Regions from separate parts of the Homo sapiens genome. Here regions 1, 2, 4, 5, 6 and 7 are each linked to region 3. Evidence: chromatin loops called from intact Hi-C (ENCODE). Cell type or tissue: IMR-90. All regions are shown on one strand.

Region 1 (4,000 bases), 850 kb after region 3:
CTATTTGGTCAGCATAGATCTCATAAGATTTTTCCTTTGATAAAGTTTTGTATTACAGAAGTTGTGAGCACATAATCTTTTCTTCCCATAGCTTGCTCACATTGGTGGATGTGGTAGTTCTTCAATCTAGTTGCCACATTTCCTGCAGATACTAGGCACGCTAATTATGTCTCATAAATACAGGTTAAGCTAATCAAGTACTGTCTTGCTGTGTCTTTGTCTCTGTCTCTGTGAACACATTACATTGCTTCTTTGTACCCTTGCCAGCAAAAAAGAGAAATAATATCTATAACCTTCTCCCCTCAAGAGTATTGTACTTGTTAATAAGTATGCAGAACTTTCAGAGAAAGATACAGTGCTTAGAGCTCTGTGGAAAAAACACTTGTATATAAATGTAATATGTCATTTTTATAACATCTCCTAGCAGCCTAATGAAATGAACACAGGCACTCCACCAACACATTTCTTACTTGGGCTACATCCAACTCACCAAACACAATTAGGAAGTGAAATTCTTCTTGTTACTGTAAACCGTAACAGCCCAAAACTCCGTTTAATGTAGGCTCATTTTGGATTCTGTCCAGTGAGATATTGAAAGTACTAGAAGATCTTCATTATAATATGAATCTATATGGATGATTTTTTATCACAAGTTTCCAATGTGTTGTTTATGGCTTCAAACAGAAAATGATTTGTGTTTCTGTTTTGGTTTTAGTTTTAGCTATTGCTATTTCTAAAACAAATTAAAATTTACTTTTTGAAGTATTTGACACATATCAATGATTGGATCTAAGTTTCATACATTTTCTCTTTCTCTTCTAAAAATGTTACCCCCTTTGCAATCTTATTTCTCTTCTTTCAATTTCAAACTTGTGAAACCGTAGTTGTCAGCTTTTACTTTTATTCTCTTTCCTCCCACTCTTAGTTTAAAAAGTGATATACCCTTGTTTTGCCCTCTTGAATTTACTGATTCAATTTTTCTGGAATAGTATTTAATTATTCCAATAACATTAGAAATAAGTCCAGAATTTTAAAATTTTAGTTTGTTTGTTTTCCTAGCCTCACTCTCCTTATGTCTTAGATGCATTTTATGGTATTGATTTTGATATGCTTCTCATACTTTACCTTCCAATTCATTTAATCCTTTCCAATTAGGTCTCATTGTCTATCTTTACCTCTCCTATTTTCTGTTAAATACTGGCATTGTGATAACATCTTCACATTCTACTACTCCTGTCTAAATTAGGGCTAAAGTTATTTATAGGCCATGTCTCTACATCCTTGAGAATTTGCCTTAAACATTCCTTTTATAATGGCAGTTCTCTGTTCAAAACTTTTTCTGAACTTCATTATATCTTCTTATTTACAAATTCCAGCTGAGTACATGGTTTATAGCAGCCACTCAAGAAATGTTTGTTGGCTAGTCTGAATGCAGTGGTGTTTAAAATCTCACAGACACACACACAAACACACACACACACGTGTTAAATAGATTAATACTTGTTTGATTCTGAAGCATTTACCATTTCCATTTCTATGTATTACTTGTTCCATTTAGTATCCAAAATTTTATACCAATGACGTGATACGCTAGAGGACTACATTCTAAGTCTCTTTTATGGATAGCACTTAAGTATTTTTCTTTTCTCCAATTAAGTTGGAGCCTGGTTCAGGGGTGTGATAACTGGCTACAGACTACTGCATCAACTGCTACTCCAAATGTGTCCATGCAAGGCACCACTGCATCTGCTCCTGGCTCTCTGCTGTCCTCCAGTGGTTACATGTTATATTCCCCCACCCAGAATGTTACAAATAAGAGAATAGAGCCCATACGAAGATCTGAAATGTTCTGTCCCCACTGTCTCCACAAACTGGATTAGCATTGGCTAAGCTAAGTAGTAAGAAGAACCAATGTGGCCTATCATTAAAAGACAAGATCCAGATCAAGGTACCCGTGGAATCTCATTACTGTTCCTTTCATTGCTATTCAAGGCAAGCTGCCTAGAGATCACAATCTACATATCATCCCCTGGTCTTTTAGCACATATGCCACTCAGTGCGTTTCAAGACTTCAATCAGCCTAACCAAATTATATGTTGTGAAAAAGGTATTATTTCACTGAAATTACCAGCGGCTTAGTACATTAATATTTCCCCTAAAAAGGGGGAGTCAGTAAACCTGTAGTGTCGAGGATGGCAGGAGCAGGAAGGAAAACTCATGGAGCCAGTACTTACTTGGGATTCAGCAAAATTGTCTCAAAATCCCTTAAACTGTTACACTTGTAAAATTCTGGCCCATTAGGAGACATGGCCTTAATTAAAAGGTTTAAATTTTAACCTACGCACAGTCATGGAAATAGTAAGAACCTCCCACCTCCCAGATCTCCTTTTGTTCTAGCACACATATATGACATGTAAAAAAAAAATTAAATTCTGAAGTTTCCCTTCCAAATGAAAAATGACAATTCTTAATCCTCTATAATTCAGTTATTGCAAAACTAACTTTAATTTACTTTATTTGGTTTGTAAACTGTGAATTTTATGCAAAGAGATAGAATTAGTGGAATGATTACTATAACACATTTACTTATAAACATTTAAGCAACTATACATTTCCTTAAATCTGTGGTCATGAGGAGCTTGACCTAGTGAGACATAGTAACGTTCTTGAGTTACTAGACTTTTTCCTATTGAGTTGTAAGAGTTCTTTATATGTTCTGGATATAACGCTTTATATATTTTTATATATATAATAGTTTTCCCATTCTATTGCAGACTTGTTAATATGACTTTTATAGGAGAAAAAATTTTAATTTTGATAATAATCATTTTATCGAAGTTTCTTTTATGTTTTGTTCTTAGGTGCCCTTAGAAATCTTTGCCTATACAAGGCTGCAAATATTTCCTTCTAGAAAATTTTTAATGTTTTACAGGTACTATATGATCCATTGCAAATTAATTATAGAATGTGGTGTGAGGTAAGGGTCAATATTGAAATCTTGTGCTTCCTGTACATGGAACATGGATCTGCATTTTATTTCTTCTGTTTTTTAATCTGGATGCATTTTATTTTATTTTACTTATTTAGTTTTACCCTACAAATTTAAATCTGCAGCACACTGTGCACTAGAACTGGAGATAGTTGATATCGTGACTTGTTCATCACCTCAGAGGAACATACTATTTCCAAATTAAGCATGATGCCAGATATATGATTTATGGATGCCCTTTTATAGTTTAAGGAAGTTTGCTTCTCATTTTGATTTCCTTCTCTTCTTATTTTTGAGTTTTATGGATGGCATTTTTTGAGTTTGAGGAAGTTTCCTTCTCTTACTATTTTGATGTCCTTCTTTCCTTTTTTTGTTGTTAGTAGTAGATGTTGAATTTTCTCCCTGAGAGGACTCCCGAGTAACTCTCTTCCATACATATTTCCACATCAGATCCTGGTTCCTTGGAAATTTAACCCAAGAGATCTAGTTTCTTTCATTGCCCCATAAGACATTATATACTTTAAGAAACTTTAGAAAGAAGTAAATATTACACTAGACAGGAAGAGAAAATGTGAAGCTTGCACTTTCTGTCCATCAAAGCACATAAGATGAAAGAAATCAGAGATATGGGACTCTGTATCTGAAATGCCTCTTTCCAAACTGTGTTCTTAGAGTAGGAAAGCTTATTGAATAGGTTTAGAGAGAAAGCTGAAATCAAGGATAGTTTATCCTTGTCCACCATTTGGCCACCTGGGAAGAAATGGTCGTGCACACTGTCATGTGCCAATACGGAGATGACAGAGAAAGAGCAGAGAAAGAATAAATGAACACGGGAAGGCATTCCTAAGCTGTACTGTAGCCATATACCCTTACAGGAACCCACAGATTCCTACATTTTCTAGAAGAGAGTATAAAAAAGTAGCTGAACATCTAGTAGCTATCACTGTGGGAGCAAAGGATCTTGAATATTAAGGGCTACTGAGAAGGTTCATTTATCCTGCAGTCATGATT
Region 2 (4,000 bases), 1.9 Mb after region 3:
CAGTATGCACTTCGGCCCACCTGTGGCTTGTCACTGCTTACTACCCCGGGATGTGTAGCCCTTGTCACAAGACTGTTCTCTTTCTGTTCTACAGATGAAACCTAAGACGTTGTGAGATAATAAGCTTTCCACTGAGTTTCTCCATTAGGCTCTGCATACCCACAAAACTACCCATGCCAGCTGATCCGAAGGGCCCAGCAAAAAGCCAGCTCGTTAAAAAAAATAATAATAATGATTTCACCCTCCTTACTCTGACCAATCGATGACCTCAAATTTTCCAGACTCTCACCCTCCATGATCCCCTTAAAAACTCCTGCCCAGCACTTTGCAAGGCCAAGCAGGCAGATCAGTTGAGGTCAGGAGTTCAAGACCAGTCTGGTCAACGTGGTGAACCTTCATCTCTACTAAAAATACAAAAATTAGCCAGGCATTGTGGCACACACCTGTAGTCCCAGCTACTCAGGAGGCTGAGGCAGGAGAATTGCTTGGACCTGGCAGGTGAAGGTTGCAGTGAGCTGAGATTGCGTCACTGCACTCCAGTCTGAGCAACAGAGCAAGACTCCAAAAAAAAAAAAAAAAAAAAACCTCTTGCCCAGAATCCTTTGACAAAATGGATTTGAGGCTGCAGCAATCTGTGGCGAGTCAGCCAGGAACCACATGCCTTCTGGGCATTTGCCTACATCTCTGGGCCCCCTTGCCTTTAGGGCAGACCCAGAGACAGCCCAGGCAGCCACTTGTTTCTCCTGAACTAAGAGCTATCCCCAGGGGCTGCCCTATTGGCAGGGTGGTGTCGACCTTCAACGCAGAACCTTGCCTGCAGCAGAAAAACAGTTTCTGGTCTCTGGAGACATCTCTGGTGAGCTTTCTGTGTGCAACCAGCACCCCCTTTTCTTCTCCTGATTTGTAGGCCTCTTTGGAGGTCTCATTGACCATCTTACCAGTACAAAAACTGAAAACTAAGGAATATATGTTTATACAGGATTTAAGGGCCATTAACCAAACCCTCAAAGACATCCATCTGGCAGTCCCCAATCCTCACACACTACTCACAACTCTCATCAGTGAGTTTTGCTGGTTTTCAGTCTTAACACCTAAAAAGGTGCCTTCTTGTATATTCCTCGAGTCCAGAATCCCAAGAACTATTTGCCTGTAAATAATAAGACCTTGACACACAAGCTAAACAGTATTGCTACACAATACTTCCCCGAGGCTTTAAAAACTCACCAATCATTTTGAGAAAAATACTTGTTAAAGACCTTCAAGAAGTCAATTTAAAAATGAGATTTTGTTACAGTGTGTTGAGGACATATTAGTAAACAACAGAAACTCTGACCAGAATACTACAGCTGACTAGATGCAGATGTAAGGTATCCAAGAAAAGACCCAGATCTCAAAACCCTTCAGTTAGGTATCTTAGACTTAAACTTTCTCAGGCACAGAAAAAAATCTACTTCAAGATGGAGAAAAGCTCTTTTCATTGTGGCCAGACCCACAACACGGTGACATGGTGACACTGTGAGGGTTTTTAAGTATGACTGGATTTTGCCCATATTTAGATTCCCAATTTTGGCCTTACAGCAAAACTTCTCTATAAAACCACCCCCTGCCACCAAAAAAAAGATACTGAACCCCTGGAGTAGACTGGAAAATGTCAAAAGATCTTTCTAACCATTAAAAATATATATATTAACAACTCCAGCGTTGAGAGTCCCTAACCTAAGAAAACTGTTTGACTTGTTCATACACAAGACACAAGAAATGAGTTTAGGGATGTTAATGACTTAAAAAATATCAAGAGCCCTGTAGCCTACTTTTCAAAACAACTAGACATTGTCACAAGGGATTGACCTTCTTGCCTCCGAGCCATTGCCACCATTTGTCATCTTCTCCAAGGAGACAGTAAAGTCCACACTGGGTCAACCTACCCCAGTACACACCACACGACCTGTACCCCCTTTGTTAGAACAGAAGGTGGGGCCACTGGTTTACTTCTAAACGGTTAGACATCTGTCAGGCCATCCTCCTGAAAAATCCCAATGTTACTTTAAAAATTATCTTCACTCCAAACCCCACTACCTTACCTCCCCAAACCATGGCTGAACCTATACATGATTACTTAAAAATTATTAAGCAAGTTGTATATTTCTCCTTCAGATCCTCCTTACCTGAAAATGCAGGGTGGTTTTTACCAACACTGTGGGGCACCCCTGCCATCTAGTGGTAACACTAAAAATGACAATCATACTTTTCTAACCGGAATTCGGCACATGTGTTTGATATTCAGTCTTAGGAAAAGATTCAATTTTCATTTAGTAGTGATAAGTAATTAAGTCAATTTCATGAAAGCCACTTGACCTGTGGCAAGTTTGTTTCAAATTTTTCCCCAACCCAACCAACACCATTCAAGATTATTGACATTTTTCACTCTCTTAGGTTCATAGACTCACTTTCTGGTATCATTGCCAGAAAGAACATTAGGCACTCATGGAATTTTCCCTCCTCATTTTATAGAAAAGGAAATCTGTCTTTGGACTGAGGCCACTTTTTTTCATCAACAATACCGTTCTACTTTCTAGAAATGTCCTACCAAGAGGCTCTGAAGCTAGCATCCAGATCTACATTAAGAGACAAGTCAAACCAAGCAACATTTGAGATCAGAATCTTCGAAAGTCATCTTTGGCATGGTTTAATAGTGCAATGCCATTAAACTTCCCCATATAACTGGTAAAGTGTAAACTGAGTCCACTCCTGCCATAAGAAACTCCTTGCTTTAAGATTTCAAATACCGCTCACCAGATCCATCCTGTATCTGTGGGTGTTCTTACAAGCTGCATTACAGATTGACAGGCCATGCCTGACACCAGTCAGCCATCAGTCATCTGAAGTTGGACATCACAGTCAGTTGAAGTTCTGAATTAACAACTGTTGAATCTGAGTGATGGGTACATGCAGGTTCATTGCTCTACTCAACCTACTTTTGTGTATATATCAAACTCTCTCTAGTAAAAATTTTAAAAGAAAAAAAGAGGGGGCCTTTGCCACCAAGAAAAGGAAAAAGATGAATTTCCCCCAGCCCCAACAATCAATACTAATCAGAGGTACTGATTGTTTCAAACTCAGGCTACACATTAACATCTTTTAAAATATATCAATCAGAGGTGCAGTAGCTCATACCTGTAATCCCAATACTTTGGGAGGCCAAGGAGAGAGGATCTCTTGAGGTCAGGAGTTTGAGACTAGCCTAAACAACATAGCGAGACCCTGTCTCTGCAGAAAATTAAAAAGTTAGCTGGATGTGGTGGCTCCCACCTGTAGTCCCAGCTACTCAGGAGGCTGAGGCAGGAGGATCCTGGAGCCCAGGTGTTTGAGGCTGCAGTGAGCTGTGATTGCACCACTGCACTCCAGCCTGGGCAACACAGTGAGATTCTGTTTCAAAAAATAAGTAAATAAATAAAATTTAAAAATTGTAACCATCAATCCCAATCATAGGCCCTGCTCTAGACTGATCAAATCTGAATTTGTAGGAATTGAGCCCAAACACAGGATTTTTAAAGGTCTCTAAGGGATTCTAATATGGAGCCATGGTTGACAACCACAGATAAATATAATCTTAACTCCTTGTTGCTTTTCATGCCCTGTTTGGATGTTTTAACAGTTAGAAATGTGGCAAGAAACAGAACTCACCCTGTATGGGACTAACCATAGAAATGTAGACAGGATAAAAGAATGAACAGGCACCCAACAGGAAGCCATTAATTTCCCTAGAGATGAAGGGCTCAGCGATAGTAGCATTACCAGAGTGTAGTGAGGGCAGAAGTTGTGAAAAAACCCTAGTCCTGGATGTGACAAGGGGCCAAAGCAGAGAGGCAGCAGTGACAAGTGCCCTGACCTCCCTCTCCTCCACCACCCAGGCTGCCAGGGAAGCCTGGAGTGACACACTCTCTGGGAGTAGACCCTCCAGGACAGCACAGAGCAGGGTAGAAACTGGCCGAGTGTACAC
Region 3 (4,000 bases):
GATTCCAACATGCAGCCAAGTTTGAAACTCCATGTGTTTTAAGGTCAGTCCCTGAGACTGACTAGGAGATTTGTGATGACTGTGGGCTTGGGAGTAAGATGGTTCTAACTCCTGTTTGGCTGCTTAGGAGTTGTATGATTACGGACAGGTTACTGCCCTTCTCTAAACCTCAAATGATACTGAAAACATGTATTTGTGGGTAAAATAAAATAACCCAAGAAATGTTCCAGCACACTGCCTGGACCTACCAAGTAGTGCCTGGTGGTAGTAATACTTTGTTTCTCAAGCTCATTCTCTGCACAGATTTTCGGTTGCTTCTTGAAACTTTTAAGCATGTGATCTGCTGCCCCTGAGTGAAAGCAAGAGGCTACTATTGGCTCCTAAGTCTCTTTTGAATCATAATGTTATGCCATTTTTATTTGGGACGTGTATTTCTATAAGTGGTTCACAATATTTAGCAATGGAAACAATGGCTTATCTTGGGAGTAACCCAAGCCACTTGGTAATGAGAATAGTTATTTGATGATTTGATAGTTAATATTGGTGTTCTGGAAATGGCCATGTACATATGTTTATAGATGTGTGTTTTCTGTTTTTTGTTTTTTTGGGTAGATGTCACCCTTTCCCCTTATAGCTTGTTTACTTTCCTCACACAGGTGTAGGCAGGCAGCAGCGTTGTTTGAATTAGTCTTTTAAGTGAGTGTTTAATGAAGATGAGTAATTGCTTGCAGCTGCATGTATCTGTAGGGATTTGATTTTCTTCTAGTAGAGAACAAGGTGATTTTCCAGACAACTTTGGAAAGTGTGATCTTGGTTGTCCCCACATACTTGAGAGTGACTGCCTCTTGCACCAAAATGCCATGAAACTTCCTGCTTCCCTCCAGAAGACACCATCCTAGCTGGGGTATAGGCAGCTCATTTTATCTTAGAGAAGGTTTCCCCCTTCAATATAAAAGGTAATCAATGTGGTTTCAAGTGAAGATTATAAACATGAATGGCTCCTTGAGGGTGTGGCACTATGGCCTGATGAATCCTAGATTTGTTTCCACTTTCCCCCTAATTAAGACTGAAGTTTGAACTGCTGGCATGGTTGAAAGTAGATTCTGAGATTTTTTCACTTAGAAACAGGATTTTCTAGAGTCGATCTATGCAGAGACCTTGTAGGGGAAAGAACAGGATTGGCACCAAACATTGGGGTTTAGAAGTCATAAGTAGGACCTAAGAGAGGCAACCAAGGAACCACAGAGTTGAGTGACTGGACTAAGACCCTTAACCAGTGGCAGGGCTGGATTCTAAGTGTGTATCTGAGTTCCTCCAAAGCGTATTCTTTACTTCATACAATTCCCTGAATATCCTCACCTGTGAGGAGGCAGAATCCTTTCATCCCTCAATGGCAATGGAAATGCATGTACGCATCTTACACAATGGGTGTGTTCTTGAAGAGTGGTGAGAAAAATTGCTTTTATAAATCAAATCACATACCATGTTTACAAGGAATATTAATATTTAAAAGGAATTCAATCTTAAATCTTTTTTGAATTCTTGGTAAATGTAGATGTTATTCAAAGTGAGGCTTCGGTGTAGTCATAATCATTAAACTGCTAGCAAATGTTATTCTAATATATTAGTCCATGATACCATAAGATGGATTAATTTTTATTACAAAGTACGATTCTTGATTTTTTTTTTTGGTGAAGTTGTGTTTGATGAGGAAGTGCTATCAAATTACAAAAGGAGAATTGACCAAGCAGGAGAGTTGAGCTCTATCAAGCCAGCTACTTGTTTTATCCACTAGAGGGTAGCATTGGCATTGGAATGACACGTAGACATTTACAGTTTTTCAAATTGAAAGAGCTGCCTGTGAAATGCAGACTATTGCCAAATCTACAATATATTAAATGATTTGATAAACAATTTGATATGACGGAAAACACCACATGATTGTAATTGGATTCTTCTGTATTACTGGGCGATGTACACCCTGAAGGACATTCTTAAGGCCCACTACCTGTGTCTTGTGGGGGTGGTTACTTTGGGCCTCAAGCCAACCATGTGCCATTTGGGACTAAGACCTTTCCTTCTCACCTTTCCAGCTCAATTCCTGCTTTACTTCTCCATTTGCAAATTGTCAGCATGCTGGAGAATCTCAGTGTGAATTACCTTCCCTTTCCTTCAACCTAAAGCCGTACTTACCATAGAAGTTGATTCTTTTAATGAGTCTCTTGAGGAATTCAACACTTGTGACAGGCATTTCTGCTTATCCTCACTAGAATGCTGTGAGGGGCCTGAGGACTGCCGTCCTCATGCCTTTTAACATAGAAAGACAAAGTCCTCATGTCATTTCACATCACCCTTCTGCTTGGTAGTGGAGCCAGGGCTGGATTCTGGTTGTGTTTTGTCTAACTCATCATTGACTGAGTGGTTTCCAGTGCTTAGCAGGGACTTCCTAGGTGTATGACACTTTTTTTTTTTTTTTTTAACTTAGCCCCTCATCCACCACATTGCTACTAGCAGTAACTACAAAACCACCAGACTACAGTAGTAGGTCCGTATACAGAACAAGATATTTAAAAGAGGTTGTTTTATCCAAGAAAGAAGTATTTTTGTTGTTCAAAATATTAATCTGTGAGAGGCACTAACATTCAGACCACAGCAGGCAGCAAACAATGAGCTTGTCTTGGAACTCACAGTTCTCCACCTGGCCTGGTAGCTGTACTACAAACATAGTATGTTCTTAATCGCTTTATGTTCTTTTTTGCATTTTTAGAATTTTTTTGATAGATAATATTTGTATGTTTTGAGATTCATGTGATATTTTGTTACATGCAGAGTGTTGTAATGATCAAACCAGGGTATTAGGATATCCATCACCCCAAATATTTATCATTTCTATGTGTTGGGAACATTTCAAGTCCTCGCTTCTAGCTATTTTGAAATATACCGTATGTTGTTAACTATAGTCACTCTACTCTGCTGTTGAATATAACTTTTTCCTTTTACCTGTATGTTTGTACCCATTAACTAACCTCTCTTCTTTCCCCTATCCCCAACACAGATCCTTCCCAGGATCTGCTATCTATCATTGTACTCTACCTCCATGAGATCAACTTTTTAAAGCTCCTACATGAGAACATGGGATATTTGTCTTTCTGTGCCTGGCTTATTTCACTTAACGTAATTATGTCCACTTCCATCCATGTTGCTGCAAATGACATGATTTCATTCTTTCTAATGGCCCAGTGGTACTCCATTGTGTATATATATATACCACATTTTCTTTATCCATTCATCTGATAATACTTAAGTTGATTTCATAGCTTTGCTATTGTGAATGGTGCTGCAATAAACACGGGGGCCACAGGTATCCCTTTGAAATAATGATTTCCTTTCCTTTGGCTAAATAGCCAGTAGTGGTATTGCTGGATCATAAGATAGTTCCATTTTTACTTTTTTGGAGAAATCTTCATTTTTTTTTTATAGTGGCTGTACTAATTTACGTTCCTACTAATAGTGTCTAAGAGTTCCCTTTTCTCCACATCTTCACCGGCAACTGCTATTTTTTTTGCCTTGTTTCTAATAGTACTTCTAACTGGGGTAAGATGATATTTCATTGTGGTTTTGATTTCATCTACCTGATGATTAGTGATGTTGAGTATTTTTTCATATACCTGTTGACCCATTTACCTGTTGTATGTCTTCTTTTGAGAAATGTCTATGACATTTACTCACTTTTTTATGAGATTATTTGTTTTGCTGTTGAGTTTACTTTAATGTCTACTGATTACTAAGTCCCTTGTCAGATGAATAATTTGCAAATATTTTCTCCCATTCAACAGATGTCTGTTCACTCTATTGATTTCTAGTGTATGCAGAAGTTTTCCAGTTTATTTATTTTTTAGAGACAGTCTTGCTCTGTTACCCAGGCTGGAGTGCAGTCGCATGAATGTAGTTCACTGCAGCCTCCAACTCCTGGGTTCAAGTGATCCTCCCTCCTCAACCT
Region 4 (4,000 bases), 1.5 Mb after region 3:
GAATCTTAGACCCCATCTGTTTTTCTCCTGCATTTTTCAGCAGATATTTCAGAACTGTCAGCCATTCTTTTGTATCTTGGAGTATAGTACAGTGGTATCAACAAACCATCCCACCCAGTCACTCAGGCTGCCCAGAGTCTCTGTTGATGGTGCCACATGGCAGGTGCTTAGCTGAATATTGAAACTGGGCAGGCCTGTCCTTGTAGTCCAAGTCTGAAAATGATATCTTTCTTTTTCCTCACCTGATTTCCTATTAAGATCTAATAGCTAGCAAGACTCCTAGTCTCTCTGGGAGATAGACTCAGTCACATTACTGAAGTCCGCTGGAAATGTGACACTAATGACAAGCAGGAACTTTATAGCTCCCATTTTCCTTTGCTGACATTACAAATGTAAATACAGAAAATGCTTCCCAGGGTCTCAAGCCTGGCTGTTAAACACAGTTTGGTTGATGCCTCTCTCCAATTTCTAGCATTCTACCACACTTACGGGGGGTGTTCAAGCATTCTCCACCCTTGCACTGTCACACAGAGCCCTAGAGGCTTATGTAGGCCACTCTTGGGAGTCTTACTCTCTCTTGGAAACTGGTCTTCTCCCTTTATCTTCCAATCTTTCAGTGTTCTCTGAATCCCACTTGCAGCCTCAACTTCATTTCTCTTAAACTGGTGTTGCTATTGTTGTTTGGGTTTAAGGACATCCTTTTGCTAGGTCCATGCCATTTGATTCCCTTAAGAAATTTGTGGAAGAGCTGAATTACTAGTATTATTGCCCTCTTATAGAGTTGAAAACTGAAACATCAAAAGACCAAGTAATCTATGTAAGGCACATTAAATGGCTTACAAAATGAGATAGCAAATGAATGGATGAATAAATAATAGAATAACTGTCTAAAGTGGTAGGGAGACACAACCAGATCTCCGATTTCCTAGCACCTAGCCCACTCACTTCCCACTGATGTACAGAATTAAAATATCCTCTTACAGCACCTGTGGATTCCAATAACATCTCAAAGGACTGTGCAAGTGAAGGAAAAAAAGAATCTGTACAGCACTGTCAAGATAATAAAATGTTTTGCTATTATATATCCTATACCCTTTTACTATTACGGCACTTCCTGGGCACATTAGATCCATTTTAAAACAAGAAACTGAGGCCTAGAGAGGTTAAGTAGTCTGCCTAAGTGAACACAGATGACTGTGATAGAGCTGAGATTTGAACACAGATCTTCTGATTCTAGGTCCAGTATTTTTTCAGTAATTAAAATAAAAATGTGGGTGTTCTCAACTCACTCATCTTCAAGACAAAACACATATTTTGTGGCTAATAAATAATTTAAATGCTTCAAATGACTTTGAATCTCTTGGAAAATCAGACATACACACTTTTACCACAGTAGTCATATTGATTCCCCTGTAGGTCTTCTCTGTGCCCATCCTACAGACATTGTTGCTGGATCAGCCAGCATGAAGAATTTAGCATGAAAATGTAAAATCTAATAGCTAGCAAGACTCCTAGTCTCCCTGGGAGATAAACTCAGTCACATTACTGAAGTCTGCTGGAAATGTGACACTAATGACAAGCAGGAACTTTATAGCTCCCATTTTCCTTTGCTGACATTACAAATGTAAAACCTCTCATTTCCCCAGAAGTTCATCTACTTGATCTATGCTGCTGAGCCTACATATTTTGTATCTCTTTGACAGCAGGAAAGATTCTGGCGAGACCAGTGGGCCTGTTCACCTTGCACAGGAATAACTTATTCCAGGACATAGAAGCCACCCTAATCTCCCCACCCCTTTTCCATCCAACACCCCATTCAGCATGCACTCACTTGCAAAGTCCAAAGACACTGTCAGCTGTAAGTGAGTCACTTATTATATCATCAAGAATGTAAGAGGATAAACAAGCATCCTCTGAAACAAAAAAAGAAATTGGGCTGGAATATATTTAATGCATATGCTTAAAATTGGGAAAAACATGAGGTATTAGAAATAAAAAATACCATGGAAAGAAACTGCCACAACTCATAAAACTTAACTAACTGAGAACTTAATTGTCCATGAGAACTAACTCAGCCTGTATGCCCACCACTATTATAAATATTACTGGGGAAATAGCTACACTGAGTGAGAGGTGGGACAAAGGAGGGTGCTCTCTCGTTTGTCTCTTCTTTCCTGCCCCCTGCTGGCCCAGACGGAGTCTATTTAAGTTTGGGGAAAAAAAAAAAAAAAAAGCTACTTGTTTGCTGTAGTCTTCCCCAAATAGGGATGGGACAATATATATCCCGCTTTATCCTGTACACTTAATAAAGTACCAGGCACATGGTAGGAGCTCAATAATTACAACTGAATTAATGATATTTTCAGTTAGTCTCCCCTCTATGTTTTCATAACAGTTTGTATCAGAGCAGGCCATTCATATATCTCTGCTCTGGGTTTTGTTCTTTCTAATTCAATGGATTGATAACTCTTAGAGCCATGTGAGGAATTCGTGTCTACTCATCTTGGTAACCCAGCATTTATCACGGCATTCTTAAAAAAAAAAATCTACACCTATTTCTTAAATGGAACGGAAATAAATGACCTCTAAAGTAATTCAATTCTAACATTCTATTATATAAAGAAAACAAGTTCTTACAAAACACAATGCTTGAAAAGTACATAATCTAGTTGAGAAGCAAGAGGAATACTGATTAGACGATTAGAGATGTTATGCAATTGCAACAACTGAATTGTAATTAGGCACTTGGTAATTTCAAAATTTTGTACCCTGCCATATTTAAACAAAGTCAATGGGAAACGAGATTCAGGAAGCTAACTATTTTAAATAAATTGAACACAGTATGTGTCCTAGAAAGGGATATTTGATACGCAGTCTTTATGTCCCATTCACCTCACTCCCCAATCTTTCGTCTGATTAAAAATCCAAGTACACTTTTATTTTAAATTAGCTCTGAAGTTAACAGGAATTTTTCTATTACTGCAGGGGTCAGCTGGCAAGCAGCCATCAAAATTAAGAAGAGAGAACTGCAACTTATAGCTAATAGCAGCTAGTTGCATTGCCCTTGAAAATGGACCCTGAGGATCAGCAAAATTAAAGGGAGTGGAAGGTTTCAAGCCGTCAGCAATTTATACACTTCTCTATCCAGCTTGTTGGGTTACTGTATTTCTACCTGTCATTAAAAATACGCTATTAAGCCACATCCCTCAAAGTGACAAACCTTCCCAAACAACCTGGGGTATCAGAACAATGGAAGAGAAGCGATGCACTTAATTGAAAGAGGTTTACTGTAGCCAATAATCCCAAGGATTGATGTGATGCCTGTTCTCAGCAGACAGTTCCCAGAAGGTACTGGCGTTGGCATTTAACCCCAAATTTACAGGCAGGCTCTTCATCTGGATCTCAACATTTCCTCATGTACAATTGAGACTCATGTGACATCTGTGGAATATGTAACTTGCCAAGAACAGGGAGAGGGACAGCTTCATGAGCATGCGACAGGTGCAGTTGCACAGTGTACCACGTTTGGTTTAAAGTTCTACTGTCACCGTCTTAAAGATCTGAATACATTTTGAACAAGAGGCACCACATTTTTATTTTGTACTGGGCCCCCAAAATTATGTAGCTGATCCTGGACAGGGAAAAGAGCCAACCATCTTGACTTTTTTTTGGAAGACTATTCAAGCTCCTTAGTATCTGGTCAGTAAGGGTTAAAGGTCCTAACAGCAAATAATTCAAACCTGAGACATTGTGCTGGTCTCAGAAAGGAAACTAACCTCAGCAAACTTCTGGATGAGCTGCAGGGGACTTTCACAAACTCTCCTCTTGTACTCTGCTCCTGTACTCTCCCCCTGGGAAAACTGCATTTATTAGGATGGCTAATACTGTAACCTTGGGATGGTTGCTTTTGGTCACTAGGGTTTGTTAGTTCACTATTGCATTCAGAACACTTAAAGGCAAAGTTGTGATATTGATAGGGTGTGTTTGGATCCCCACTTCT
Region 5 (4,000 bases), 300 kb after region 3:
TAAAAATGTAGACCTGAAGTTTACAAAAATGATTAGAGCTAAAGGTATAGATGGGAAAGTCATCAATGCTGAAGTGATAGTCATTATGTGGAAATTTAGCAAAGGAAAGATACTTGGAGGCATGCTAAGTGGTTGAAAAAGGCATCTTGGAAGATTTTCATGTTTAGGTGGTGGGAAGAGAAACACAAGCCAGAAAAGAATCCCTCAGGGACAATGAGAAAAGCAGAGCAGCAGACCCTGTGAAGTTATGGAAGTGAAATGAATGGATCCTGAAGGTATTTCAAATGGTTTGGACTATCAGGGCCAAAAAAGAACTTCTGGAAATCTGGACTTGGACAAAATCAGTCATCCTTAAGGGGCTGGATTCAGCAAAGAGGTAGATGAAAAACCCAGGTTCTAGGGTCCTCTTTTATTTCATGGGAGTGATACAGAATCCGGATCACTTTAGAAATAAAGCAAAATAATTTTTCTGAAGATGTGAACAGTGAAGTGATGTGTCTGTCACACACTAAAAACATAAAAGATGATGCATGAATAAAATAGGGAACAGCATCACTAGTTAATGCCCACATAATATCATAATTCTATACCTAATCCAAATTTGATGAACAAAATATATTTAGAGCATAAATAAAACATTTTCAATTGTTCATAATATATTCTCCAATGCACTGTATTTGTCTTGGTTTGAAAAATCCATAAAGATTTTATGTAATTTAAATAAGCAATGAAGAGAGGAAGAGGAGGAAAAGGATTTCAATATGGCCCAGAGAGAGAGACAGAGAAAGAGACATAAATCCCAGTTAATCTAAGGGAAGACTTTTAAGTCATAGTTCCTCATTCTGGCGACTTATCTGTTACTTATTTCCAGGTGCTAAACAGAAGAGATGCAATATCTTTTTTTTTTTTTTTTTTCCTGAGACAAGTCTCGCTTTGTCGACAGGCTGGAATGCAGTGGTGCGATCTTGGCTCACTGCAACCTCTGCCTCCCGGGTTCAAGCGATTCTCCTGCCTCAGCCTCCCATGTAGCTGGGACTACAGGTGTATGCCACCATACCCAGCTAATTTTTGTATTTTTAGTAGAGACGGGGCTTCGCCATGTTGGCCAGGATGGTCTGTATCTCCTGACCTTGCAACGTGTCTGTGTGGTCCTCCCAAACTCCTGGGATTACAGATGTGAGCCACCATGCCTGGCCGAGATGCAATATCTTGAAGGCATCAGGGATCCTGTTGTTTCTCTTCAGATCTATAAATCTGCTGCCTTCTGAAGGCATTAGGAGCACCTCAAAGAAAGCAAGATGGAGCATTAACAAGTGAAGACTCTTCTTCTTTTCTTTTCTTTCTTCTTGCTTGCTCTTTTCTCTTTCTGCATCAACAATTTCAAATTCTTGGGCAGAGTATTGCTTGAACTCAGAGTTCCTGTTTGTGCAACAGTGCTGCCTTCTGCTATCAGCCACATGTAGACTTAGTTGAGGAGTCCTATGTGTAGATTCATAAATTTAGGGCAACAAAGCATGTGTGTGTAGGGGGGTTGGGCAAGAGAGCTAAGGCTAAGTCAGGGCCAGAAGTTGCCTGTAAGTAGCTCTGTAAAGCACCCATGTCTGATTTGTGGAGGTGACATCATCATTAGCTGCAGATCAATACTGACCAGAATTTAAGGTACTATGCCATAGCTTTAAGTCTTCATAATTTAAAGATGACTAAGTTGTCTCTTCTCTGTAGGTCTCTACTTTGAGTTAGATGACTTCAGAAATGATCACACATTTCATGTCAAATTTCCAGGCCTCAAATTCCTGTTCCCAGTGATATGAGTACCCACAGATAATTCACTGGTAAGATCACCGAGTGACCCAGGAATGAAACCTACCATTGAAGATGTTTATTTAGAGCTGTATCCACTGTCCACAGCCAAGGGAAATAGCCTTTTCTAGACTGGATATATTTGACCAGTAGATGGAGTAAGTGGATCCCAGAACCACCAACTAACCACCCAGAACCTGCTGATCAATGCTGTTGTCTTTCAATATTCTATCAAAAAGGGACAATGCCATCACCAGCAACTAAATCTTGAGCTTAAGGTGCATCTTCGGCAGGTGAATGTCATGTGTGACAGTTGCTCATGGATGAATGAATAACCGAAAGGGGCACCAGCAGTAGCAAAGTACTAAGATACTGAGGAAACTTGGGGTACTTAACCAAAGTCCCTTCATTTCTTCACAATTATGCTTAACACCAACCAGCCCAGCATCTGACAAACAATCCCAAGGACATTTTTTCCCCCGTCATCTCAAATATTTTTTCAAAAGTGATCATTTTACTCTGTGTTTTGGTAGAAGGGGCGAAGTCCACTTTGCAGCTGGTACAACAGAAACTAGAGCTGCATCAATTCTCTCACACTGCCAAGCCTTTCTTCTGGCAGAAGCGCTGGGGATATTACACTGGGGATAATTCATCAAGCTTGCTTTGGGTGTTCCAAATTTGCAAGCTGTGGCTAATTTCCAGAGACTTCAGGGCAATAATCTCTGCTTTCCTAAAAGAAAAACAGTAACCACACCACCTTTCAATTAAATGGGTCATGGAAAATGAATAGCCACAGATGATCACAGATATTCAGAAATCCTCAGAAAACCTAAGTGTGTAGCCAGTGGTAGAAATGATGACTGTGTGGCTGAAGAAGTCCCATTTGATGAGGGCTAGGAATCTGGCATCTGCGTCTGCCTCCACATTTGTTTCTCCCCATACATTTTCCATGTATGAATATGCACACACATGCACATGTGAAGCCTCACATGTTCAAGACCAAAACATATTGCTGGATATTAACAAAAGGAATTATAGCCTCTTCAGCTATGAATCAGGTGAAGTTTTCCTCACAGTCTCTGGAGTCTGCTTTGCCCACAGAAAAGCAGACTTCCTTCCCAGGTCAGTAAGCCATGCTGGAGAGTTGCCCTCAACCCCGCAACTCTCCCCAAATATATCTGCTGTCTTTTATGCTTTCCAGGCCCCGTGTTCAGAAGTTGTTTAGCAGATCATTTCTTTGTACACTATCTTTTTTTTTTTTTTTCCTCTTTTCTGAGATGGAGTCTTACACTGTCTCCTGGGCTGGAGTGCAATGGCGCAATCTTGGCTCACTGCAACCTCCGCCTCCTAGGTTCAAGTATTCTCCTGCCTCCGCCTCCCGAGTAGCTGGGATTACAGGTGCCCAACACCACACCTGGCTAATTTTTTTTTTTTGTATTTTTAGTAGACACGGGGTTTCGCCAGGCTGGTCTCGAACTCCTGACTTCCTGATCCGCCTGCCTTGGCCTCCCAAAGTGCTGGGATTACAGGCGTGAGCCACTGCATCCGGCCTGTTTGTTTGTATATTATCTTAACTCATATAATGGATCAGTATTTTTTTGAGAATTTCCAGGCCAACATTCAGAAGAATAACATATGGTAGGCATTTTAAGCAATTAATGGATAAAGGAAGGGATATTTGAGGGCTGTCTCATCCCAAACTACCTTAGTTTTTTACTCTGGATTTTCCTTTCTATGGATATGTCAATGATTTTACCGGATCAATTCTCATGGAGCAGTGGACTAGTTTGGGATGGTCCCTACTTTCAATTTCAGGAACACTGTAAAGTCAAACAGAACCTTATGAGTTTTATATTTGCTAGTTCTTTTTGTGCTATGTATTTATTATATGTGTAATTTAATAGTTTCAATTCTTTTCTCTGCTAAAGTATTTATGAGTTGTAGCACAGAGAAAGAGCTCAATATATGCTAATTATTATTATTAATATTATTATCTTTAGAGATAGGATCTTACTCTGTCTCAGGCTGGGGTGAAGTGGTGTGTTCATGGCTCACTGCAACCTTGAACTCCTGGACTCAAGCTATCTTCCTGCTTCAGCTTTCCTAGTAGCCGGGTCTAAAGGTACACACTGCTATGCCCAACTAATTTTTTAAAAAATGTTATGTAGAGGCCGGGCGCAGTGGCTCACGCCTGTAATCC
Region 6 (4,000 bases), 190 kb after region 3:
CAATGATTCTCAAATTTGAGCATGCATCAGAACCATCCTAGGGGCTTATTAAAGTCCATATTGCCAGGGTCACTCCAAAATTTTTGATTCATAGATCTGGGCTGAAGTCTCAGGTGGGACTGGATAATTTGCATGTCTAACAAATTTCCAGTTGCTGATGCTGCTTGTTTGGGGAACAAACTTGAGACTCACAAAAGCGGCTTATTTTTAATCACCCTAATTGCACTCTGGGGACAAAGATTTTCCATGTGGAATGTGAAGGTCAATATTGGATTTCCCCCACCAGACATTCTTACAATGTGGGTAAGGGACAGATTATATTTGTGCTAGTTTAATTATAGAGAATCTTTAGGTTCAGAAGTTTAATCAGTATATACAGCAAACCTATAAGTAAAATATGATTCAAAATGTGAGTCCCTACAAGTCTATTTGTAGAAAATTCTATGGCCTCTATTCATAGAATACTATTTTAGTAATAGCGTTAAAATGATCTCTTGTCACCTAGGTGATATTTTCTCTCTCACCTCAGGATTATTACCATAACAGCTAAATTTGTTCACAATTTCTTGAATGAACACAAGGGTTTGCTGACTTGGTTTTTTTTTTTTTCCTAGTCAAATCCATTTTAAAGTATATCAAATGCAAGGACTTATAGAAAAGAGTGAACAGAGGGAAGGAACATCAAGGGGCAATGCATGAAATTCAGTTGGTGAAAAATTAAGTTGAGCAACTGTCGGGACATGTAATTAGAATCTGCAGTTTGTTCAACTGCTAGGTGGATGTGGGTCAATCCAAGAGGCGGGATTGGTGCAAGAAGTTGAGGAAGACGAGATGAGCGTGTGTGAATGAGCAGCTGTCTGTGAGGAAGAAAGGCTAAATCTATTCACAGGTTCTCTTCCTTAAACAAGCACCTGCCACTGATTGACAGCTCTACCAAGATTGCTTAAGGCAGACATCCGCTGAAAATGCTTATGGTGCATACTTGTTTTTAAAAAGATGGAAAAACCTGCCTTCTCAATTTAGTATTTCCTAATCAAATCTGAAATGGGGGGCAAATTCAACGTGAGGGATTTATTAAAATATGAAAATACAGTCCTTACTGCATTAAAATAGCTCTATATAGAAATTTATAATGAGAGAAGGAAAAGTAATTTTATCCCTTGGCAGAAGTCTTAGTAATCACTGGAATTATAACAGAAATATTAGCTATTTTAATTTTCTTTCTCAATATTGAGTCTCACAAGATCATTTTATCGGTTGCAATGTCAGTAATTTTTGCTTACCTTTCCCCCTGACAAATTTAGCTTTGTGCCTCAGTGGTAATAAAGTTGGAATATATTACTGCTATGAAGCTGAAATAGTTTTGCCGTTTCCAATGACATTCTAACTGGGATTCCTTCAAGAGAAAGCTTACATTTATTCCACTAAAACATTCTTTGTTTATGCAAGCAGAGTTCACTATGGTTGCTTTTTCTTTCTTCTTTTCTTCCACCCCATGGAAATGTCTACATTCTTTTGCTATGTTTCGTCTGTTGTGCAATTTCATTTTGCTAATGAGGCATCTGAGCTGTGGCCGACCGGTTGATTGCTAAGGGTGAGATTTAAGTCTTTTGTGAAATCCTTTTGAGTAGTCATTTACTCCATGACAAGGGAGGCATTTAAAAGACAGTTGAATCTGTAGCAGATGAATTTTTTCTCATCTTCCTTTAGAATAATTACACCTTTAAATATCTTTCTGCCTGGTCATTGCACATCCTGTTTGTAATTCACATACTTTAGTAAAAAATAACTGGTTAGTTTTTTTTCCTAAAAGATTAAGCACACTGACTAAAAAATAAAAGTAGAATTACTATAAGAAACTGTATGAACTTAAAGTTTTCATTTAAAATAGTGGTTTCAGCCTTAAAAAGGTCACTGATTTGGAATCCATTCCAATCTCATTACATTTTCTACTGTACACTTCTTGAAAAGGGAGAAATTACTCATTCCTCTCAGGGAAGGGAGACTGTTTTTCCAACCGTGCACATGGAATTATTTCAAAATAAATGTTTATATTTCTATCAAACTTCATGTGGTTACATGGGCTTGACAAGTGCATTGGTGACCCAATATGGGCAGCAGCTGGCTCACAACTTAAAGTACCTTCAACCCATACACATAAGTGGATGATAACAGGGAAACACTGACCATACGGGGCTTGATGTGTTCTGGAAAATCAAGCTAAAGGTAAAGTCTTCCCATTTAATGATGAGGACAATCAAGTCCAGAGAGAGCTGAAGATTCCTCACCCTCTGAAACAATTAAAGATTCCTTTTCCAAAGAGAAAAGCCTTTGGGTCTTCTCTCTGGTGACTTTTTGATGTTAAAATGAAGAGAACACTGTGTCCTCAGAGATGAAGAGTGAGATGTTCTCTAGTTTGCTGTTAAAAGATGAGAGCTGGAGTTGTAACTCACTGAAATAGAACCACATGCCTCAAAGTCCAAAAGAGCAACAGGCAGAGTTAAGAAAATCCAGTGATGAATTAGCATCAACACCTAGTAAAAGAATTCAGCAATGGTGAGGCAAATGATCTTTGTAATAAGATTTTCCCAACTTGAAATGTTGAATAAAAGACCCTATATCAAACTTACACAGGTCTTGGCTCATGGTAATCTCTGGATGTGTGTGTTGGGTCTGAATCCATTTATCTTATTAGTGGAAGACAGAATGTGAAATTAAGAAAATTAATATTTCTATTTCTGTTAGAGGAAAGTTTCTTGATAGGTTTCAAAATGGCCCCATTAAGCAATCTCAAATTGATAAAATGTAGACCAAAATGGAAGGTTAATTTAATTAGAATGCCATAAGTGGACTCTTCCTGACTAAATCAAAGACTAGTGTTAATTTTCTTAAATTACTCTGTTTTGAATTCTTTATATACCATTTAGGGTACCTAATATAATACTTTGCACAAAATAAATGCTTGATTTATGAAATTGTACATCTGAAGAAATATAAAAGGCTCTAACTTTTGATTTTAAAATTGTTTCACTCTCTTGACTGTATAGTTTATGAGCCTATGATCCTGGAAAACACGCTTGCTAAACTGACCAATTTTTTGCTTTTTTTTTGGTTTGATTTCTTTTTTATTCTTTTTCCTTAGGTAATTATCCAGTTGATATTTATCTTGTTCCAGTCACCTTTAGAAAGCTGTTTGGTGAGTACAATGTTAATATAGAGACAATCAGAATGGTGTGTGCTTTTGTACAAAACTTGTGGATCCATCAATGAGGCATCTGCCATTTTTTCTTTCTTCCCCTCTATATTACAAGTTCTGGAATGCCTGTTCTAATTCTCCAAGGAGAATTAGAAAATAAAAGGCAGAGTCTAGAGCCATGTCAATATCCTCCCACAGAATGTGTATGGAGAATATTCCACTGGGAACCATGATAGATAAAAACTTACCAGGAAGAGCAAAACATCAAGAGAGTCTGACAAAAGCTCTGCCCTCCTCTGTAACCCAGCAGCCTCTGCAGAATCATCCTTTCTTCATTGTTTTAAAATGTTGTTAAATACCTTGTCAGTTGCTTTAAAGGGACCCAGACCCATTCTGATATTTTTACAAAATAAATCCAGTCTTTGGGTAAAGGTATAGTAATACTATCCATGGATCTGATGTTGAGTCGTGGAGGCTTCAAGCTCTGAAGAAGTATGAACTAATTCTAAACAGTGATTAAGCAATTATTATTTTCATTTTACTAATGACATGACTTCTAGAGTTGGAGTGTCAGAATATTCTCTTGGAAGAAAAGGATGCAAGTGTAGACACCTCATCACTAGGTCCAATCCACCTCACAGTGCTACTTTCAGTTTTGTAAAAATTGGTCACGGCAACAAGTTTGAAATAATAGGTTCACTCTCAAACTGGCAACAAGCACGTGATTGAGCTGCATGAATCTGGAAAGGCTTGTCAAACAAAACAGGCTGGTTCACAGCTGAAAGAAAAAAAATACTTCTGGCA
Region 7 (4,000 bases), 450 kb after region 3:
CAGAACAGGAGACAACACGGTGATTGGAGGAATGGAAAGAAGGTCAACATACAAAGCTGGGCAGAAAAGAAGTGAAAGTGAAGCTGAAGGTGGGGAAGGGGTATCTAGCACGTACGCAGCTATTGAGCACTTGAAATGGGGCTAGTTCAAAATATATGGGCTGTAAATGTAAAATACACACTTTATTTTGAAGACTGTGAAAAAATGAAACTCTCTCAATTTCATACATCGATTACATACTGAAATGACATTTTGGACATTTTGGGTTTGATAAAATACATTATTAAAATTAATTTCACCTATTTATTTTTACTTTTTTAAGACGACTCCTAGAAAATGTAAAGGTACATACATGACTCATATTTTTCTTGGACAGTGCTGGTAGTAAGTACATGCATAGCCTTTTAAGTGTGAAAAAGGGTTTTTGTCCTGAGCGCAATGAGAAGCATTGGGAGGCTTTACGAAGAGAGACAATGGGATCTTCGCAGCTTCTGGGTAGAAAAGAGATCAAAAGGCACCTGGAGGCAATGGAGAAAAATGATCTGTGTACTGCATTATAACAGTTTGGTTTAGGGTCAAGAAGTAGAGATAAGAGGAGTGGAAGGATTTGAGAGATATTTAGGAAGAAACACATCAACAGGCTCTAGTAATGAATTGAGTATGTTACTGAGAAACCCCAAAGGGCAGAAATCATGTTGGGAAAACAAAGATACAGAGTATATGGAAATATACAATTTAAGTCCTATAATAGAGGCATGGATTCATTGCAGTAGGGGTACAAAGTAAGAAGCAAGTGTGTGCTTTACATAGGATAAAATATTGCTGCTGCAGCTTTTCAGGTAGGCTTCATTAAAAATCAACATCTCATCAAAAATATGCATTCTGGTTTTAAATATCTTTTACCCAGAGTTTAACTTAAAAAAAAAAAAAAAACAGATACATAATGAGTAACGGCTGTGCAAGAGTCTGTGGTAGGGCTGCTCTTGAAATGGAAAAGAAAGAGAATGTTTCTTTAGTGCCCACTGGCATGTGCCAGAAGTTTTAAGTGTTTAATTTATTTAATCATCCCAAAAACCTTACAAGGTCATGTTACTATCCCCATTTTAGAGGTAAGTAAAATGAGGCTCAAAATTGATTGAAGTTCCACGAAGACAGAAACCATTTTTATTTTGCCCCTCCACTCTATTCCTAATGCCCAGCACACTGTCCAGCATATGCTAGGCACTCCGTAAATAAAGGTTAAAACAGCTCCCAAGAGGTAGAGCCAAGTGCCAACCTTGCTTATCTAAATTTGGGATCATCATGCTACCATTTGTTTTTTTAATATATTGGATAGCAAGTACATTTAAGTTAAAGCTTTTTAAAAATAGAATTAGGCATAGTTTATATATTTATATGTGGTTAGGCTAACAGGTATTTATATAAGAGCCCTTTATCTGTGACAGGTGGTTATCCTCTACCTTATTGAATAACAAGAACAGTTAACACTTCCTGAGAATGTACTGTGTGCCAGCCTGTTCTAAGCACTTTGCTTGTATTATTTATGCCTCATTCTCAGCAACCCTACAGGATAGATACTATGATTTCTCTCACTTTAGACACTGGGAAACTGAGGTACACAGAGCTGAGGCATACAGAGGTTGAGTCACTTGCCCAAGGTCACATAGCTGTAAAGGCAACAAACCCAAGGAACCTAATTTTAGAATCTGCATCACACTCTCAACCCCTATGAGACAGAGCCCACTACTCCATGAGACTCTAGTTCTTACAAAGATCTCTCTAGCATTAGGGCAAGGTCTGCCCTCTTGCCATTGGTCCAGCACCCTCTGCTGGGGCCACACAGTGTTGTGGTTTATCAGGGCACCTCCTTGTAAATCTAGAAAATCATTCAAGGATAAATTGTGAGTCAGACATTTGGAGAGTCAGAATAAAATGAGCACAAAAAGAGCCTGTAGATCTCGTGTGGATCTCATTCCATGAAAAGAGCAAACTTACCCTGAGTCTTTAAATGTCCACTAGCAGGAAGCTATCATTTGTCTATGGTGACATCAGATAGAGTAGAGAAAAGAGGTGAAGAAAGGGACTTAGTAAGTTGAAGATTTCCCAACAGCAGAAACCATGGCATTCGGGTGTTAACAGTGAATTCAAGAGACCCTTGTTCATGAATGGAGTTTAATGGCTAAGATACTCTCTAAGCACACTAGGCAATCAGTGCTTGCTAGGAGTTCACATAATGAACAGGATGGTTACAACCAGACATCCAGGCATTTGATGTGTGCCGGTTACTTCAAGTGTCAAATTACTTACAAGTTTTCAATTGTGATATGTAAGAGGGCTTATTGCTATGATTTGGAAGATCAGTTGGGCACATGTGGGTCTATATATGAACACTTCACTTCTTCCAATACTTTAAAATTGTTATGCACATTAGTAGAGCTCCTGAAGGAGCCTTTTTTTTTTTTTGTTTTGGAATAGTCTTAATATTACTGTAAACACTTGAGAACATGTTCAGTATCTGGCCATTTCATACAAAGGGACCTCATCTGGTGCCCCATCAAGACAATCTGAAGTGCAATCAAGAACTCATTATGAGGTGGTCTAATCTGTAGGGTACCTCACTGCCTATAAACTAAGAGCAGCACGATGCTTCTCTACTGAATGATGTCATCTGCAGTCACTGGGAACACACGGAGGTAGACCAAATGCCCTATATGGTAAGTGGCCACACGTATCGGGTAGGAAGGATTGCCTCTGCCCAAATTCTAATATAAATGAGAAATAAATTCATTTACAAGAGAATATTATGCACTGAAATGCATAATTTTTCAATAATAATTATGCTAGATAGTCAGATGTTTATATCTTTTCTTTCCTTTTTTTTTTTTTTTTTTTTTTTTTTTTTTGGAGACAGAGTCTTGCTCTGTTTCCCAGGCAGGAGTGCAGTGGCACAATCTGCCTGCAACCTCTGCCTCCGGGTTCAAGTGATTCTCCTGACTCAACCTCCTGAGTAGCTGGGATTACAGGCATGCACCACCATGCCCTGCTAATCTCTGTATTTTTAGTAGAGATGGGGTTTCACCATGTTGGCCAGGCTGGTCTCGAACTCCTGGACTCAAGTAATCCACTTGCCTCAGCCTCCCATAGTGCTGGGATTACAGTAATGAGCCACTGCGCCTGGCCTACATCTTCTTATAATGACTAAGTTTGGAAGTAAGAGAAAAAATTGAAAGCCATTCTGTCTAATAGGTACTGGAAAATGGAAAAAGAAAAAAAGAAAAAAAAACTTAGATAGATAGATTCCAGGGACACAAAACCAGTGTTAGCATAAATAATGACAGCCCAGATTTATTTGTACTTAAAAAGGTATACAGGTAAATAATCTCAATTTAAAGTAGGAATAACACTTGCAAGACAAATTACCAACTACCAAAATAAAGAAAGGAAGAAAGAATGCATCATTGTGCTACTATTTTTTAATATATAGGGTAGCAAATTCAAAATATTTTAAAATGCTACACCACTTACCATTTAATCATTAATAATACACTATGTTAATAAAAATGATATATCTTCATGTGACAATTACAGTTGCAAATCAATACAGAGGTGTTGTCTTGGTGACTCAAATATCACAAAATGTTGTTGCCTTGGGTGGGTATAATATTCCAAAATTGGGAATAAATTTTGGTAAGTTTATAAACCAAATAAAGTATAATCTTTCCTCAATTTACATCATAGTTGCATCCCTCAAACATTTAGTACAAATTAAAACATTGTAAAAACTACATCTTTTTGTACAAGTTAAATTCTGTGTTCTCATAATTATAAACTGAACTTGTACTTCTGTGGATTTCTTGGGAATGCTCAGAGTGACCTAGAACTCAAAGAAATTTTTTGTTATTTGAGACTACCCCATGCAATACAGTTTATCTAGCCCCTTAGTTCTGACTAAATGTCCTTTCTGTTCCTCCTCAGTCCCTAGTATGACCATAACATGTCC

What was found. A loop is a pair of places that touch in the nucleus more often than their neighbours do. Peaks named below come from ENCODE experiments on the same cell type or tissue, not always from the same donor. Only the 100,000 strongest peaks of a DNase experiment are listed, where the experiment ranks them.
Region 1: a loop joins it to region 3, with 6 times the contacts of the local background. A loop is called at or near these places in 37 of 110 quality-filtered maps.
Region 2: a loop joins it to region 3, with 19 times the contacts of the local background. A loop is called at or near these places in 60 of 110 quality-filtered maps.
Region 4: a loop joins it to region 3, with 4 times the contacts of the local background. A loop is called at or near these places in 11 of 110 quality-filtered maps.
Region 5: it touches region 3 in a loop (4-fold over the local background); 6 of 110 quality-filtered maps call a loop at or near these places.
Region 6: a loop joins it to region 3, with 4 times the contacts of the local background. A loop is called at or near these places in 5 of 110 quality-filtered maps.
Region 7: it touches region 3 in a loop (3.0-fold over the local background); 2 of 110 quality-filtered maps call a loop at or near these places.

The regions. Positions count from the first base shown.
Region 1 is chr2:40,758,487-40,762,486 of GRCh38, forward strand. All of the region lies in intron 3 of LINC01794 (long intergenic non-protein coding RNA 1794), which reads left to right. All of the region lies in intron 2 of LOC105374497 (a long non-coding RNA gene), which reads right to left. Among named protein-coding and RNA genes, the nearest start is that of LINC01794, 14 kb to the left of the region's middle. In IMR-90, a CTCF peak has its summit at 1,771; a DNase peak (open chromatin) is centred at 1,755.
Region 2 is chr2:41,780,550-41,784,549 of GRCh38, forward strand. No RefSeq gene overlaps it. Among named protein-coding and RNA genes, the nearest start is that of LINC01913, 95 kb to the right of the region's middle. In IMR-90, a CTCF peak has its summit at 2,215 (motif pointing left); no DNase peak of the experiment used is centred here; H3K27me3 peaks cover 226 bases.
Region 3 is chr2:39,911,968-39,915,967 of GRCh38, forward strand. No RefSeq gene overlaps it. Among named protein-coding and RNA genes, the nearest start is that of SLC8A1-AS1, 3.7 kb to the right of the region's middle. In IMR-90, a CTCF peak has its summit at 1,792 (motif pointing right); a DNase peak (open chromatin) is centred at 1,814; H3K27ac peaks cover 834 bases.
Region 4 is chr2:41,398,090-41,402,089 of GRCh38, forward strand. No RefSeq gene overlaps it. Among named protein-coding and RNA genes, the nearest start is that of LINC01913, 480 kb to the right of the region's middle. In IMR-90, a CTCF peak has its summit at 2,176 (motif pointing left); no DNase peak of the experiment used is centred here.
Region 5 is chr2:40,211,387-40,215,386 of GRCh38, forward strand. All of the region lies in intron 2 of SLC8A1 (solute carrier family 8 member A1), which reads right to left. All of the region lies in intron 3 of SLC8A1-AS1 (SLC8A1 antisense RNA 1), which reads left to right. Among named protein-coding and RNA genes, the nearest start is that of SLC8A1, 240 kb to the right of the region's middle. In IMR-90, a CTCF peak has its summit at 1,942 (motif pointing right); a DNase peak (open chromatin) is centred at 1,855; H3K27ac peaks cover 161 bases.
Region 6 is chr2:40,101,767-40,105,766 of GRCh38, forward strand. SLC8A1 (solute carrier family 8 member A1) reads right to left here. Exons shown (of 11, transcript NM_021097.5): 11 at 1-4,000. SLC8A1-AS1 (SLC8A1 antisense RNA 1) reads left to right here. Exons shown (of 5, transcript NR_038441.1): 3 at 3,143-3,196. Among named protein-coding and RNA genes, the nearest start is that of SLC8A1-AS1, 190 kb to the left of the region's middle. In IMR-90, no CTCF peak of the experiment used is centred here; DNase peaks (open chromatin) are centred at 1,525 and 2,025; H3K27ac peaks cover 3,492 bases.
Region 7 is chr2:40,359,015-40,363,014 of GRCh38, forward strand. The region is part of intron 2 of SLC8A1 (solute carrier family 8 member A1); the gene reads right to left. Among named protein-coding and RNA genes, the nearest start is that of SLC8A1, 91 kb to the right of the region's middle. In IMR-90, a CTCF peak has its summit at 1,820 (motif pointing left); no DNase peak of the experiment used is centred here; H3K27ac peaks cover 149 bases.